Linked DNA regions of Homo sapiens: region 2 is linked to region 1. A link is a contact called in ENCODE Hi-C or POLR2A ChIA-PET data. All regions are on one chromosome and are shown on one strand. The core of a region is the stretch at or near the end of the contact, and the rest is flanking DNA. Distances in the headings are between cores, read along the strand shown.

What was found. Hi-C counts contacts between places; a loop is a spot of excess contacts on that map. ChIA-PET counts read pairs that join two places held with the same protein, here RNA polymerase II (POLR2A).
Region 2: a loop to region 1 is called in a map of PC-9, with 9 times the contacts of the local background. The contact joins the promoter of TUSC8 here to the enhancer-like site in region 1. A Hi-C loop is called at or near these places in 1 of 168 maps with a recorded cell type or tissue (PC-9). POLR2A ChIA-PET finds 5 or more read pairs at or near these places in 2 of 52 experiments (HCT116 and activated naive CD4-positive, alpha-beta T cell).

What each region holds. Positions count from the first base shown.
Region 1 is chr13:44,305,286-44,309,843 of GRCh38, forward strand. No RefSeq gene overlaps it. Among named protein-coding and RNA genes, the nearest start is that of SERP2, 66 kb to the right of the region's middle. RefSeq lists enhancers at 639-1,838, 1,414-2,037. Within about 2 kb of position 1,251, at least 21 of the 41 ENCODE cell types and tissues checked have a DNase peak (open chromatin) inside an H3K27ac peak, as active enhancers do; they include HCT116 and PC-9, where a contact is called at or near this core.
Region 2 is chr13:44,403,543-44,408,100 of GRCh38, forward strand. It overlaps TUSC8 (tumor suppressor candidate 8), which reads right to left and starts at 2,442. Exons shown (of 2, transcript NR_104174.1): 1 at 2,072-2,442.

The sequences.
Region 1 (4,558 bases), core at 1-2,500:
AGCCAAGCCTGAGGGAGACTCACCCCCACTCGCACCTCCAATCTCAACAAGTCTTCTTAATTGCCACAAAGATGGCCTCAGGTGTCCTGCTGGTGCCCACCTGGGCTTTCCTCAGCAAGTGGGGGAGTTCTGAGATGCTTCCTAAAGGCCCTCAGACTGAGCTTGAGTGCCTTTGAAGCAGTCAGGGATCCACACTAGACAACCAAAACAAACAAGTCAATTAAGTGGAAAGTCACTCCCTTCGGAGGCAGGAGACAGGCTGTAATCTTCCTAATCCCATCTAACTTCAGTAGATCTGTGCTCCTCTGTGAGATGCCAGGGTGTGAGTAGTCACAGTTATTCACTCAACAATCAATTCTGAGCCCCTGCTGAATGGCAAGGACTGCCCTGGGCACTGAGGACTCAATGGCTATAAAAACAAAGAGCAAAATGGCCAACATGGACCCAGGAATAGTGGGCTTATAGGAGATGCTCTCTGATGTCCCTTCTCATCTAATATTCTCTAAATAATTCCTAAGTGGCAGGAGGGCTTCCCTACATCTCCCCAGCTAATGAATTCGGCCGCTACTGAGTAAGAGATCGGTTTGTTTTCTTTACATTTGAGTTCTCAAACTTAACTACTTTGCACTTGCAGTGTGGGTGTCTGAAATGTTAATTGAGCCTCACCACAGCCCCTGGAAAGAGGTAAGTGTTGCAACATCTGCCACAATTTAAAACACTTACTCAGGTGCCTGCTCAGTGCCTATGCACTAAGTCAAAGAGGCACAGGCCAGCTGTCCAGAAGCGGCCAGAAACGCTGGAACTCACCCACACAAAGGATAAACAAGCAGCTGAGCAAATTCTGATAGAATGGTAATGTCAAGCAAATAAAGAGAATGTAAATGAGGAACTGGTGAGGAGGCCACCCTTTGAGAAGATGGAGGTGAGAGGGGAAAGAGAGGAGTTAGCACACGCCAGGCAACGGAGTGGGGGTAATCACTCACTCTGTCTCTCTCCATCAGTCTGGGGTTGCCAGGGTCTTTGAATGGCAGAGAAAAGAGAGTGGAGAGAACTGGGATGGGGGGACACAGGGCCCTGGCCCTCAGTGACTGCTCCCCAAAGGCATTAATTAGATATCACTGCAAAATAGCAAAACCAGAGTAAAACCTCCCCCAGGACTTCACTCACACAATGACCAGGCTCTTTCACCAAGCCCTCCCAGGTCCCTCCCTCCCTGCTTTTACATCTTACATAAGGAGGCTTCTATTGTGCTAATATCCAAGGAAAAAAGTGACTAAGGGTGAGTGTGCGACTAAGGAAAATAAAGAAGGAAGAGAGCCTCCAAGGCTTGCCCCCACCCCCAGTTTCTTGGCTCACTCCACGATTCCGTCAGTTCGCAGGCTCTGACATAAAAGGCAGGAAGCTACACACGCTAAACAAAGCTCCTTAGATGTCAGGAAATTAACCTGGGAAATCGGAGCCAAGAGAGATTAAAGGCATTGCAGGCCGAGTTCAAAAACCTCTATGGCGTTACATCAAAAGCTGTTTTCTGGGCACCCCAGGCTCGGCTCTGCCAAACCGTACATCCCGAAAAACCTGGCCACAGGGCTGGCACGCCTGTGTGGTGTGCCTTTTCCCTGCCACAGACTGAAGCCTCACTCAGATCTACAGCTTTTGACTCTTCCTGTCATAGGAGTCTAAGCCCTGCCTGCCGTAGGCAAGTCTGCCCTGAGAAGAGCAGCTTGCTGCCCTGGATTCCTTATAAAGGAGGAAGATCGCACACCTAACCTCAGAGGGGGTCCAATGAGTGGCCCCAGGGAAAGGAAGAAAGTCCTTAAAAGGAGGAAGAGACCTGCTAGCTTCAGCTGCACTCATACACACACAAAAAAAAAGAGAAAGAAAGGAAGAAAGGAAGAGAAAGAAAGAAAGAAAGGAAGAGAAAGAAAGACAGAAAGAAAGAAAGAAAGAAAGAAAGAAAGAAAGAAAGAAAGAAGGAAAGAAGGAAGGAAGGAAGGAAAAAAGAAAAGAGAAAAGAAAAAGAAAAGAGAAGAAAAGAAAAGAAAAAAAAGAGAAAAAGAGAAAAGAAAAGAAGTGAGGCAGCCTGGGATCCCTGACCCTCCCAGCTAAGAAAACAAACCGCCTTGTGGAAGGTGAAAGGGTCAGAGCAGAACAAACCAGAGAATTGTGAGAATCATTGTTTATGTCCGCATCAATAATACTGTCTCTTTGAGTCTCAGTTTCATTATCTTTACAATGAACGTAGCTTCTAGCTAAGATATCCTGGAATTCTTGAACAATCTTAACATTTAAATGGAATGAAATTGTCAGCAGGCTTTGTACAACACTCGTTGTATCTCCAGCAGTGAGTGCTAACCCCCTCTTACAGAGGAGAAAACTGAGGCCCCATGTCACATATCTGGTAGAGAGAAGAGCCCATAATGAACTAGTGGTTCCTGGCCCCGGTGATTCCGGGCCCAGTGCTCTAGGAGGGCAATGGTGGAACAATAGTATTGTTCCTAAACTGCATCAAAGGACATTTGCAAGAATAAGCTCAAAGTGTTGCTATTCCTGTTTTTTTTTTTTTTTAATTGGAAAGCAAGTGAAGGTCAGAAGGGAGCCATTTATTGTACCAGCCTTTTGGGAAATGAAACACTCAGATATATAAGCCCCATGGTGGCCTCATAAAGAGTGCAAAAATCTCTTCTCAAGTCTATAAAAGTGAAGTTAGTTCTATTAACTGGAAAGGAAATCTGTGAGAGAATGTGACTCATTTGTTCTCCACCCATAATACCTTCAAGAACCTGCCCTGTCCCTAATCTGAGTGGGGTGGCTCCCAGAGGCCACATGATGCCCCTCCAGGGCTGATGGGGCCACAGTCACCCGGCTGAGAGAAAATCAGAGTCACTCTTCCACAGGAATTCTACTGAGACTTAGAGAGTACAGCCAAGGAATCTGTGAGCCTGAATCCATGCAACGGCTGTATTAGTAAAAGCTCCTCCGAGGAACACAGTCAATAGGATGTAGTTCATTGTGTATATATATATATGATATAAATATGCATCATGTGTGTGTGGGAGGGGGAGAGAGAGAGAGAGAGAGAAATTTTTTATTAAGAATTGATTCACATGCTTATGGAGGTTGGCTACCAAGTCCCAAGATCTGCAGGTGGCAAGCTGGAGACCCAGGAGAGACCTACCCGAAATCCAAAGGCAGGAAAAAAGGCAATGGCTGACAGGCTAGGGGAAGTCTCTCTTCCTCAGGGGAGGGTCAGCCTGTTTGTTCTATGCAGAGCTTCAACTGATGGGATGAGGCCCACCCGCGTTAGGAAGGACCATCTTCTTCACCCAGCCTGCACATTCACATGTTCCTCTCTTCCAGAAACACCCTCACAGACACCTACAGAATAATGTTGACCAACTCTCTGGGTACCCCATGGCTCAGTCAAGTTGACACATAAAATTAACCATCATCATCACATAGACAGGGGCCAGGTCAGCACAGCCACAGCAGCAAGGCAGAAGGAGGCAAGACTGAGTGAGGAGGCTGCAGGGTTGCTGGGAAAGCTAGCTTCAAGAGAGGAACATGGGACATTCTCAGTGAGAAATGGAGATGAGAGACAGACAGGGGTACCAGAGACTGGGAGCCTTTCCAGTGCACAAGATTCCCCTTTATCCTTCCACTCCCCAGTTCTAAACTGAACTGCTTTGAGTGGGTTTCTCTTTTGGATAACTGAACAACCTCTGATTAGAACAAGAACATCGTGGATCTCCTTGAATTTTATTCTCTAACTTTAGCCCAATTCTCTAATTTTAGACCAGCCATTTATCAAGCAATAAACTATACTGCATGTCATGTACTGCCAGGTTAAATACCACATACTCTTCGTTCTTAGATCATTTACATTTATGGTTTTGACTTCTTGCAAGCAACCACGTGCTTAAAATATTTCCATGAGGGTTTGATAAAGTATTTTGATCTGTAAGGCTTAGGTTTAATGAGTGAGCTACTCAATTCCTGAGGGGTCCCATCCATCTGCCCAGCATCCACATCATCATGCCTTTTTTGTTTTCTACTCACTGTTCTTTCAGCATTTTCTGGGGGATGTCAAATGTTAAGAGGTTTTCCTTAATTTGAGAATGTGTGACGGCCCAGTCTGAATGCCTTGCAAAAAGCATAGGTCTACTATACAATGTTACTGACATAACTTTTAGAAATCTCTGTCTCTTCTCCTATGAGCTCTTTGAAGGACATGACCCATGCCTTACACAATTTTGTGGCCCTTATACCTTGAATACAGTACCTGGGACCTCATAGGCAAGCAATGCATTTTTTGGTTAATTCTCTCAAATAGTTCTCATAAAAAGCCCACCAAGTAGATCACATTATTCCCTGTTGCATTAATGTGTTTAAACTAAGCGATGCTACAACAATGTACAACCCCAAAAATCTAAGCATTTGCCTCAACAAAGGTTTGTTTCTCACTCATGTCACACATGTATGATGGGTCAGCTACAGCCCTTGTCCATGCCTTCTTTGCTCCAGGACTCAGTAACAGAGAGAAATGGAGATAGCAGAACCA
Region 2 (4,558 bases), core at 1,192-3,691, 99 kb after region 1:
CTGTGAATCGGGGCCATTCACGGTTAGAGTCACCAAACCTGTATTTCAGGGGACATCTTTCCAGCTCCCAATCTCCCAGCTTGGCTGGCTGCCCTGAAAAGGGACTGGGACTTGGCTCTGGGAAAGACATGGCTCCCTTTCAGGCTGAGTGAAACCCCTAAGGGTCCCTCCCGTTTTCTAATATCAGGGCTTGCTACCTGAGCTCATTGTTTGTTAGTGTTGGAAAAGTTTCCTGCTGCTTTCCAACCTGGCCCATCTACCCTGGGGCTGAGAAGGGGAAAAGTCGCTGATGTCATAACCCAGCTTGGTTTTGCTGCCAGTGGCAAGGGGATGGGAGTAAGCCAGCGAGCAGCCTTCCCTGGGGCAGCAATGACGGCAGGAGCCCCAGGCCGGCCAGCCGTGCAAAATAGGCTGCAATCTTCATAACAAAAAAGCCACCCTTGACAACATATCCCTAGGGTGCGGGGGGCCTCTTTACGCCTTTGTCTCTCTGTATGTCTCTCTCTCTGTCTCTCCATTTCTCTGTGTATTTTTCTGTCTCCGTCTCTGTCTCTCTGTGTCTGTTTCTCTCTGTCTCTGTTTCTCTTTCTCTTGCTAAGGAACAGCTCTTGCCACTTTATAGTGGCAAGACTACTTATTCTCTGTTTTGAAATGCAGAATATGCCAGGGATTGGGGTATCTAGCACATCACCTCTTCAGACTTCATGCACTGTGCCCACAGTGCCCCTCCGCAGGCTTGTGCTGGGCTGGACAAGCCTTCCCTTCGTCCCTCCCCAAGCCTAGATTCCAGCGTGCCCTCCCTGCAGAAGCTGGTCTCCCTTCCCCTCTCCCTGCATGCTCCCTACTGACCTCTTCCCGCAGCCAGGGAGCATCTGGGGCAAATGCAAACAGTTCTGTGGTCTGCTTATTTGCTTTTCTTAGTGCAAAGGTGGAGGCAGAATGTGGTTAGTGCAGCCACCATGGCTGCCAGGAACAAAGTCAGTTCTGGGGAAGGGGAGCGCCAGAGCCTGCCAGCCCAGCAGCCAGCCCTGCCGGAAGGCCCCCAAGCCAGGATCCTGTCAGTCTCCATCTAGAAACCAGACAGAAAGCACTTTTGTAAATGTTAACCAAAAAGGTCCCCCTGTGATGGCTGTGCTGTAAATCAAAGTAGACAATGTGGGGTGGGGGCAGGGCACACGTCTTGTCTCTGGAGCCATCGCAAAGCAGGGAGGGGATGCTCCTTCAACTCTCAGGTGGGGACTGGAGCTCCCCGCTAGTCCACGCTGGAGAAAGGTTTTTAGGGCCTGGAGTCACCCAGGACCCATCTCTGTCCAGGGGGTGCTGTGTAATATTCACCATTAATCCTACACATCTGGGAAGCATTCTCCTGCTAAAGATAAGATAAAGCCCAAATGATTTGTGTTGGGGGCTGGCTGGGGGGCTGGGGGGAGGCCAGACCTGGAAGGCTGGGCACACAGGAGCACCCTAACCAGCAAGCGGGGGACGCAGCCTCCGCGGCATACTCCCACAGTCTGTCTGTGTTGCCGGGCAGATTCCCTAAGCATGGTGCACTGAGGTACACAGGGAATCTGGAAAATTATTTTGCTTTACACAATGGAGACTGTGTTATTTAAGTTTAAAATACCATGGGGGAGGAAGGTAAGCATAATCAGCTTTATAAGAGAACAAGCAGGCAGGGGAGCTTTTCCCAGATTCCACCCTTTTGTTAAATCTCTGAGGTTTCCAGAATGTAGTTCTTCCTCGCTCCTGCCGCCTCCCACCTTCCTTCCCCACTCTCCCCTCTCCCTCTCTGCCTTTCTCTGTGTCTGTGCCTCTATAACAATAAAAATCATCAACGCAGCCATTGCTGTGAGCAAGGTACTGTTTCAAGTGCTTTTCAGATCACGTAACCCCCAAAACTCTATGAGGAAGGTTCTGCTTTCTTCTCTGCATTGCGCTCTCTTTCTCTCCCGCTGCCTCTGCCTCTCTCATACACACACTCACCCCCTGACACACACACACACACACACACACACACACACACACACCCCTTAGGCCTCTCTATATCACCTCCACACACTCAGACACATACCCACAGTCTTGTCCACATCAATAAGAAGCAGTTCACCTCCACCGGAAGGGACAGCCTCAGAGCCTGAAGAATGCCAGCCTTTGCACTCCTGCGCTCGGAGGTTCTCCTGAGCTACCTGGGGTGCAGTGGCTATGAAGGCCTCAGTATTCAGACCTCCCTGAACTTGGCTGAAGATCGTGAACAGGAAAGCAAGCTCTATCCCTGCTGACTCTACCTGCCAGGCTGCCCAGCCTAGCAGGGCCAAGGCTGGATCTACTCTCTCTTCTGTCCTTGGCACTGCTCTGACCTTTGAGGGGAGAGAGAGGCAGCCAGAGGTGAGAGGGAAAACAAAAGAAGACTCTGGTTTCCAGCAGCAGCACTGACTAGAGAACAGGGAAGCAGGGATTCTGGTCCCGGCCACGCCCCTCACTGCACCTGGACAGCGGGCAGGACATTTAGTCTTCGTGGGTTTTCATTTCTCTCACAGGAAAATGGATTATCCCCATTTTTATTTTAGGGGCAGTCAGAGAAGCCCAATGTAAAAATACAAAGAAGGTGCAGGCTCTGTGCAGCCCAGCCTTCACCCTCCTTCTGGAGCAGCCCTTTCCAGACTTGCTCACTGAATAAATCCTGCTGGGGCACAGACTGTGCGCCTTCCATGGCATCAGGGGGTGCAGTGCCAAGCACCACTCCCTATTCCCCAGGAACTTACAGCTGAGAGGAGGGAAACAGGTGAGCCGATCAACACGCTCTCCCTAACAGTGACATAAACTAACAAGGGGCAGCGTGCAAAGCACAGTGGATCAACTCAAGGAAAAGGGAGCTAAAACTGTCTATCTACTTCTAGGAATGTCCCCAAAAGAACTGAAAGAGGGACTTGGAGAGATTCTTGTACAGCCATGTTCATAGAGGCATTATCCACTATAGCCAAGGGGCAGAAGCAACCCAGGTGTCCACCAACCGTAGAGGATGAACGGGTAAACTAAACGTGGCACATCCACACCATGGAACACTATTCGTCAATGAAAAAGAAGGACATTCTGACACATGCCCCCACATGGATGAACCTGGAGAACATTATGCTTAAGCGAAATAAGCCACTCACAAAAAGACAGATACTGTGTGATTCCACTTGTGTGAGGTACCTGGAGTGGTCCCATTTATAGAGACAGAAAGGAAACAGTGGCTGCCAGCAGCTCAGGGGAGGAAGGAACGGGGAGCTGGTGTTTCCTGGGCACAGAGTTCTGGTTTGGGATTATAAGAACATTCCGGAAATGATGACGGTTGCACAATAATAAATATATTTAATGCCGCCAAATTGTACACTTAAACATGGCTAAGATGTTAAATTTATGTGCATTTCACCACAATTAAAAATAATAATTTAAAAAATTGTTGGGTATGTGTCCAAAAAGTGGCCAGGGTTTGGCAAGCGTTGAGGGGGAGAGAAATGACGCTGCCCAGACCTCTATGATAAGGCCCGAAGCCTGCCTCCACCCCCCGGCGTGAGACCAAAGGGCCTTTGCACATGCTCTTCCTTTCACCCGATGCTTTTCCCCTCAATATTTCCATGACTCAAATTCACTCAGCTCTTTCTTCAAATGTCACTCCTCAAAAAGCCCTCACTGACACCACTAACTATAGTAAAGCATGTACATGCACGTGCGCACGCTCACACACACACACATTCTGCCCACCACGTGCCGTAGCAGATTTCTGCACAGCACTAACCACCATCTCCTATGCTGGTATATATATCTTTATTTATTTATTTTCTGTTTCCCCAACTAGAATATAAGCTTCAGGAGCACAGGGGCTCTGTTTTGTTCACTGTTCTCTCCCCTATGCTTGAAAGATTGTAGGTGCTCATATGAATTTGAAGGATGATGAGGAAACAAGGAAATGGGAGTGTCTGCCCAGCTTGCCAGGGCTCCCCTTGGAAATTTGAGCCCAGTGCCCCCACCTGGCCACAAGCCCACCTACTGAGCCTTACCTTTTTTGCATTTTTCTCTCTCAAGAACCTTGCAGGGAGGTGATGACAGGGTTTGGGAATTTGACTCAGAATCACAGCTATATATCTATGATCATCTTCTACCCTTTTAACTTGACCTTACGGTTTAGATATCAGAAGAATGACAGGGAATGAATTAAGAGGGGAGATTCCATTTTAGCGAACATACGTAACTCAGTTTTTAAAATAGAATCATACGATTTTTGAGGTGGACAAGATCACAGACTTCGGCTGAGTTTGAAGCATTGAGAGAATATCCAACCGCAAGTGGGTCACAGAGACCTGGCGATGCGGATGGGCCTGTGTTGTGCATTCAGTCTAACCCTGCACATAACCAGGGCACTAAGAAATGTGTTTGCTAAAGAGAAGCTGCTGGTGCCAGCAAGGACACAGGGAAGTGCTCCAGGAGGCCTGAGGCAAGCTCACCTGATTAGCCTCCACTTCAGGCTCATCCTGAACCCTTATGGGCGCGGCTGGCTCTCAGGGTCTGTGGTTCC